Regions from separate parts of the Homo sapiens genome. Here region 2 is linked to region 1. The links are chromatin contacts, found by Hi-C or POLR2A ChIA-PET in ENCODE. All regions are on one chromosome and are shown on one strand. Each heading gives the region's core, a stretch centred on a gene start or an enhancer-like site at or near the end of the contact. The rest is flanking DNA. Distances are from core to core; before and after follow the strand shown.

Region 1 (3,903 bases), core at 917-3,416:
CTCTTTAATCAATAAAATATGGTATTTAACAACCAAATTTGGCCCCTCCCTCCCCTTAAATATATTTCCAATGCTCCTTGCTCCATTTTAAACCTGCTGTCCTTTATAAGAGAATAATATATTTTGTAATTTGAGAAAATCATGCAAAGGAAAGTTTCTCAAAATTCACATTAATATGTAATAATAGTAATAAATATGTATAACCATAATATCTTAGAATTTTACAATATTTTATAGAAAACATGAATATTAAAGTGAAAATTTAAACACATCAATTTTTCATGTTAAAATTACTAAGAATGAACTACAGATTCATGAATACTAAGGGCAACTTTTATCTCAGGAAATATATCAGTGGACTGAAAATGTCAAATCAATTCAATTAAATCAGTAATAACACTTTGCTGTTTATGTGGCTGTTTTTTCTTCTATTTTTATTGTCTTAGATTGCATGGATACAATCAAAATAAGTTAATTTGTATACAGGATATAAATGGACCAGAGAATGTGTCTTCTATTAAATAATAACAAATAAGAATACCTTTTATTTTGTGATGGTCTTTACTATTTACTGAGAGACAAGTATTGTTCAAGTTGCCGGTTTTTTTTAATTAGCTGACATATTTCCTGCTTTTATTTGAGTTAGAATTCCTGTACCAAACATTTTAAAAAGAGAAAAAAAATTAAAGAAAGAGAAAAGGAATTTGGAAACTACTATAATGTAAAGTAGCATTATTTATACAACAATTAATTTTAGAGAAGCAAGAGACCTTAGAAATAATCTATTTCAACGCATCTATTTTACAAAAAAGAAAATTGAAACTCATAGATATTTAGTGACTTGTCCTTTGTTACACCAAAAATGAGGGAACTTGGTCTAGAATTCCTCCAGCATATTATGAGGTATTTGTTCTGTGGCCTGATACAATGAAATGAATGTTGGATTAGGCATTTTGGGACAAGTTTTGAATCCTAACTCTATTACTAATTCCTCTTCACTAGACTGAGATTCTGGTATGTGGTATTCAATAAGTGACTTGACTTCTTTAAGCCTGGTTTCTTTTTCAGTGAGATTTACAGCTTAGACTAGTTTCTGAATCTTGACCCTGTGGACAATCTAGTTGGAGAACTGAGATGACCTGGGCATTGTAGGATGTTTAGCAACATTCCTGCCTCTGTAAACTAGACACAGCAGCACATTTACCCAACCTGCTCTGACTGTGACAACCAGAAATGTCTCCAGGCATTGCCAAATGTCAACTGAGGGCAAAATTGCCTACCCTAGCCACCTTAACTGAAAACTACAAACTTCATTGAAATAATTTCTTTATGGCTCCCAGCAGTAACACTGTGCTATTCTAGACCAGTTGGTTAAACTACTGGATGCTTCATCAGAAAGCACCCACTAAGCATCACTCACCATGAAGTTCGTTGGGTACTCTATACAATGAACAAAGGAGATATCACATAATTTTTAAAAAACTTAAAAGATTCACAGGTGAGAATTTTGTAGTAACAATTAAGTATTAACTATTAGAAAAATTTAAGAAGTTTTAACAAAATGATATAAAAATATATTCACTATAAGTAGGATGTAATTTTTGTCCTGTAAGAGTTATCCATGTATTTACGAATTGTACCTACCAGAGGTTACAAAAATTTGGTCATTATTTGAAAGATTAACAGGGACTTATTTCCAATCATAGATGTTCACTATACTATTCTAAGACATTTGCAACTGTGTAAGGCAGTCATTTCCAGTAAGAATTGCTAGAACAAACATTAAGCATTTCACAGTGAAAAGGGTCATAGGTATATTTTCATCCTTTGCATATAGAAGAAATAGCAATCTATTATTCTCAGTTTTTGACTTAAAAGGTATTGTTGCTTCCCTTTCTTTCCCTCCCCTACTCAAGTTTTTGCCCATGGATCCAGATACCTACAAGGGCCTAATACAGGGAAAGTGCACTGTGTATGAGCTATGAAGGCACAATGGAAGCTTGCCTGGCAATCAGTGCCAGAACAGACAGCTAGTCTGATGAATTCTGCTACACATCACAGGGCTACTAGTTTTTTGTTTTTTGTTTTTTTTTTTTTTGTCATACATTACTGCAAGTTCCCTGAGGAAGTTTACTGATCTGTAGTTTTACGAGAAATGCACGTCATGGAGGTGGCGTGGGGGAGCGGGTGAACAAGGAAACTTTAGTTGCTATAAAACAGGAGCTGAGAGCTCAAGCAGGTTGGTTATGTTCTGCCAGATGGAGATAAAACTGTGGCAGCCACATCCTGTGACTAGAAATTGTTTAAGTAGGCAGACCTGTTGGAGGACTAAAGAACATTAGGCAAGGAGATTAAATTAGTGTAGGAAAAAAAATCAGTTTTGTTTAAAACGAAATATCTACTTGTGTTAATAGAACATTCTAACTCCACCATAGGATGGAATCAAGAGGTTTTTTTTTTAATACATATAGTGTATATATATAAATATATATATACACACACACACACTGTATGTATTCCTATGTAGATTAAATATTTTGATTTACCTCTTTCTAGTAAAGCAAAGTTCATTCTGAAATCCAAAATATTCACTTACTAGAGCAGAAAAAAATTAGCTGTGCATTTATGCTGATCACAGTGTAGATAATTAATCTTTAAGAAAGTAGGTTTTTATGTTTATAGTTGATAAAGTGTTAGTGGCAAGAACTTTTTCTGTTATTGAATATTATCATCAGATTACTCGTGCTTTCCATTTTATTCCTTTAAAAAAATCCAACTTTTGTAAGCCACCACTATTTTCTGAAGATTTTATTTCTCTCTAAGCTAAGAAAGGATGTCAAGAATAAACCATTTTCTCCTTTTAAATAAAAATGCATTCACTATAGATATTCATTTGAAATCTCAAACATACCTGAATTAAGTATACTCAGTTTTGTGAGTGAAAATTAATTATTATTTAAAACAAAACAAAACAAAAAAAATGTTCAGTGTTTTCATTTTACTTCTCTTGCTGCTTTTGGGCTCTGACTGGGCCCGGAAGCAGAAGTTGCAAAACATTATGAGAAAACTTTTGCTCTTTTCTTTTTTTTCTTCAATCTCCACCCATATGGAAATACCAGAAATCTGAAACCCCATTCTTGCTAAATATTCTTCTCAGGATTGTATCTCTACTGCAGGTCTTCTATGACGTTTTACAGCTGGCCTCTTTCCATTCAGAATTGCTGTTCATCTTTGAATGTCTCTGCTTTACTCCTGAATGAACACAAACACATTTTTTTTAGGTTTCTTGTTGACATTGGCTTTCTTTATAGCCCATAAAAAATGCATTTGTGGCATCTCTTCCACAGACAAAAATAGTATAATTATGATTCAATACTCGATGAATGTGTGTTAAACTAAACTGTGCCCAAGCTCTGTGCAACAGTACAGGTTTTTCACCTTTCCAGGGGAGAGATGTGGAGCACATATACATTTCAGCCATCCTACATGCCCACAGGGACATCTTTCTGGTCTGTCTCATTGGAATACCCTTCCTTATTTGGTTTTTAGTTTCTTTCTGCTTTAAGCACCTTTCAGAGAGAGAGAGATGTTTTCCTTTGTCTTTGTATAGGCAGTGCCTATCGTTACAGAGTAGCCTTTAAATACATATTTGTTGAATTAATAATGATACACATGAACTGATGAGGCTCTATAATTCTATGAGATAATCTGGTATCGTGGGAATATTTTAGCATGTTTTGTATAGATAGACTGACACTATGACTGGTAATCTGATAGTAAAAATGGCAAAATATTGAGCCTGAGTATTATTTTATTATGTTGCTTTCTTATACAAGGAGGGAATAAAATAAAGTGATGTGGACTGTAATTGTGCTCATGAAAGACACAATGTATACATACCTC
Region 2 (3,903 bases), core at 964-3,463, 2.0 Mb after region 1:
GTCTCTGACTTTACCTGCAGATCTCAATAATGGATCATCATTTTCACATTCTGACATATCCGACTTCAAATGCAGCTTAAGTCGGCTACTGTGGGTGAGGGCATTCAGTGATGAACTATTTTGGGAAGAAGGAATATCAAGAATATCACCGCTGTTATTTCTATTATGAGTACTGTGTAATGACATTTTGGCAGACAGTTATTTTAAAAAAGAATGTTACTAAGACCCTAAGCTCTTCTTTGGACATTCATTTGATTTCCAGCCATTTCTTATGTATCCATTTCTGAAAGTATCTGCTAAACTAAAAGAAAAAAAAAAGATTTAGATCACACAGACTACAAACAAGCTTTAAAAATATAGAGAGAACATCCCATTGTGTAAGTAAATTCCCAGAGGCATACATTACAATAGATCACAATCTGCAGCTCAGATACTGCTTCCAAGCAACTTCAGGCAAGTCTCTCAGAGAACTTACCATCATTATTCAACAAATATTGACTAAGTTTCCATTAGTGCCAGGCCCTCTGATAGATACTGTAGACTTCAAAGACAAGAATACAATTCCCATTTCTTTAGTCTAGAAGAAATATACTGATAAGCCATATATCAGGCCAAATGTGTCAAGTGACTTAGAAGATGTAAAAAGTGCATGCCAACATAGATTTTCAAGTACTTCCAGTGTGGGGAATGGGAAGGACTAAAGGAAACCCTAGCACCTAAATCAGAGTGTGGAGCAAAGTATTTTTATAAATACCTGCTACACGTATTTTTTTTTTTTGCCAATGTTCCATAAGAAGGTTTATTTTATTTTATTTTTATAAAAATATTTTTTTTGAGATGGAGTCTTGCTCTGTCACCAGGCTGGAGTGCAGTGGCACGACCTTGGCTTGCTGCAACCTCCTCCTCCTGTATTCAAGCAAATCTCCTGCCTTAGCCTCCCAAGTAGCTGGGACTACAGGCGCCCACCACCATGCCCAGCTAATTTTTGTATTTTTAGTAGAGACGGGGTTTCACCATGTTGGCCAGGATGGTCTCGATATCTTGACCTTGTGATCCGCCCGCCTCGGCCTCCCAAAGTGCTGGGATTACAGGCGTGAGCCACCGCGTCCGGCCCATGTATGTTGAATACAGGAATGCCTATAGAGAAGATTGAATTGATTGGTGTCACGAGGCAGATTATTCCCAAGTACCACAGGCAGTAAGTACGATAAGTACTGTAAATTAATTGTGTTGAGAAAAACCATGCAAGATTAGATAAACAGACAACCTGCCCTTTAGCAGTAAGACAACAAATTAGACAGAGGTGTATGTAAATATACAGCAACAATATCTATCAGGTATTAACGTTTTAAAGAAAGGGAACAGCAGTGACAGCTAAGAGACCTGGCTTTTAGTCAGCTTTGTATCCAACTCCTTACAAGGATGTAAACAAGACTTTAAATTTGCATGCCGGGTTCTAACCTGTAAAATGACACTGGTTCAAACTATTGCAAAGATTATTGCTAGCGAGGAACAAATTAATGGAAGTTCATTTTTAAATGAGGCTTTTAAATTTTTACATAAATAACAGTCATTACAAAAAAAATTCGTCAGCTTATAAGCATCTCCCATCAACGTTTCAACTCAAAATACAGAATTTTCCTGTTATGAAATGAATTTAAAGGCAAAAAGAAGATTCTGGAAATTCTCTTGCAACTAAAAACCATTTGCGATTTGCACAAATCAATACGGTTTCTGTTTGAGGAGTTTCGCCATCAGATTTTAAAGAGGACTGGAAGGAATACAAGGAAAATAAGCACAATCCAAACCAAAACATCCGGTGATTCTGTTCTTTCTCTGCTAGTCATTACCAGGGGCTATGACTAAGAATTACCTCTTAATGCCAACCGACTCGGGGAGACTCGGGGAGAAGCCCACGGGCCGAGAGGCCCTGAAGTCCGGCTTCCCGGTCCCAGCAGAGACGCTGCCTTGCGCCCTTCGTTCGGGGACCCCTTCGCCGCCGACCTGGAATGCTGAGGAACTGAATGGGGGACTGGAGCTAAGACCACCCGCCCGCAGAGCAGTGGTCGCCTGTAGGGAAAGCGTCCGCACGCCCTCCCCAGTGCCGAAACTTCGCCCCTCCGCAGGGTCCGGCACCTTGGGGACCCCCTCGACACAGTCCCCACGCCACTCACCACCTCCAGCGCCGGCTCCCCAGAAGGCCGCAATTTGAATGGGCGCCCCGCCTTCTGATTGGCTGCTGGGCGTCGCGTCGGGTGCCGCGCCTTTGCTTCCACCCGCCCCCCGGAAGTGCCGGTGGTTGGGCTCCGGTAGCCGTCTCTGAATGCTGGACTCGCCCCACCCTCATCTCCCAGGCAACGCTCCCTCCCCTCCTCGGGTTCTGCTAAAGCGTGGAGCTTGGCCCCCTTTAAATCCGACCAGAGGAAGGGGCGGCGGTCGCGGGCGCAGCGGGCCCCTCGTTGAAGTGGGTGTCAAACGAAAAGCATGACAGTGACACTCTTGTCGGTCTTTAATCTAAAAGAAGCCATTACATCGAAGACTTCACATTGTAAATGGATATTTGCCCCCAAGTTAATCATAATAATTAACTTTTCTAGTGTTTCCTATGCAAGGCGTTCACGTAGGAAATATGCTAAATGTCTTATATGAATTTTTAAACAGTCCTGAAAATCTTGTGAGATAAATATTAATGTTATCCCTCGTTTACAGATGAGGAACTGAGGTTTAGAGTTAAACTTGTGAAAGATCAGACAATTAGCAGTGGCATAACTAGAACTTGAAGGTTCTTGCCGCCGTACAATGTAACTCCGTTTCAGTAAAAGTTCCCTTTTTTTAATTTTTTTTTTCTTTTTTGAGACGGAGTCTCGCTCTGCAGCCCAGGCTGGAGTGCAGTGGCCCCTGCAACCTCCGCCTCCCTGGTTCAAGCGATTCTCCTGCCTCAGCCTCTGGAGTAGCTGGGATTACAGGCGCGCACCACCACGCCCAGCTAATTTTTGTATTTTTAGTAGAGACGGGGTTTCACCATATTGGCCAGGCTGGTCTCGAATTCCTGACCTTGTAAGCTGCCAGGCGTGAGCCACTGCGCCGCCCAGCCCCCATAAGATTTTGAAATCTGAAAAAATATTACAAATACATTCTGAAAAATAACCAAATAAATGAGAAAGACTAGATAAATAGATATTGTAAAGCAACAATGTTTTTTAAACAGGCAAAAAGTACAGAGATATTGAAGAAGTATTCACTGAGATAGAGACCATAAGTAGCTCCAATTATATAGACCAACCAAACAGATGATAAAGTACTCATTCTAAATCTTACTCTAAAAATCATTCTAAAACTCAATTAAAATTAAGGTATAAGGAAACTATCAGAAAATAGAATATAATATTTATCAGGGCCAGGTGCGGTGGCTCACGCCTGTAATCTTAGCACTTTGGGAGACCAAGGCAGGCGGATCACTTGCAGTCAGGAGTTTAAAACCAGCCTGGCTAACATGGTGAAACCCCGTCTCTCCTAAAAATACAAAAATTAGGCAGCCGTGGTGGCGGGCCCCTGTAATCCCCGTTACTCAGGAGGCTGAGGCAGGAGAATCACGTGAACCGGGTAGGCGGAGGTTGCAGTGAGCCGAGATCGCGCCATTGCACTCCAGCCTGGGGGACAAGAGAGAAACTCCGTCTCAAGAAAAAAAAAAAAAAAAGTTATCACATCTATGGGAAAATGATCATTCAATTTAGAAACAAAGCAAGATATGTCAAAGAAAAGACAGACAAACTCAAATACATAAAAATTTTAAACATATGTATAATTCAAAATAATAAAAATAAAATGTAACTGGAAATATATATTAAACATGACAGAAGACATAAAGACCTTTTTCAATTTTAAAAGGAAAATAAGCTCATA

The links. A loop is a pair of places that touch in the nucleus more often than their neighbours do. ChIA-PET counts read pairs that join two places held with the same protein, here RNA polymerase II (POLR2A). Pooled maps may share reads with other maps.
Region 2: a loop to region 1 is called in a map with no recorded cell type, with 2.5 times the contacts of the local background. The contact joins the promoter of KIF14 here to the enhancer-like site in region 1. A Hi-C loop is called at or near these places in 1 of 37 single-sample maps with no recorded cell type and 2 of 50 pooled maps. POLR2A ChIA-PET finds 5 or more read pairs at or near these places in 1 of 52 experiments (activated CD8-positive, alpha-beta memory T cell).

What each region holds. Positions count from the first base shown.
Region 1 is chr1:198,654,570-198,658,472 of GRCh38, forward strand. The region is part of intron 2 of PTPRC (protein tyrosine phosphatase receptor type C); the gene reads left to right. PTPRC-AS1 (PTPRC antisense RNA 1) reads right to left here. Exons shown (of 3, transcript NR_199042.1): 3 at 2,984-3,252. Among named protein-coding and RNA genes, the nearest start is that of PTPRC-AS1, 11 kb to the right of the region's middle. Within about 2 kb of position 2,167, at least 15 of the 41 ENCODE cell types and tissues checked have a DNase peak (open chromatin) inside an H3K27ac peak, as active enhancers do.
Region 2 is chr1:200,618,538-200,622,440 of GRCh38, forward strand. KIF14 (kinesin family member 14) reads right to left here and starts at 2,214. Exons shown (of 30, transcript NM_014875.3): 1 at 1,874-2,214; 2 at 1-301. The coding sequence starts at 186. RefSeq lists an enhancer at 1,482-1,983 and a silencer at 2,152-2,301.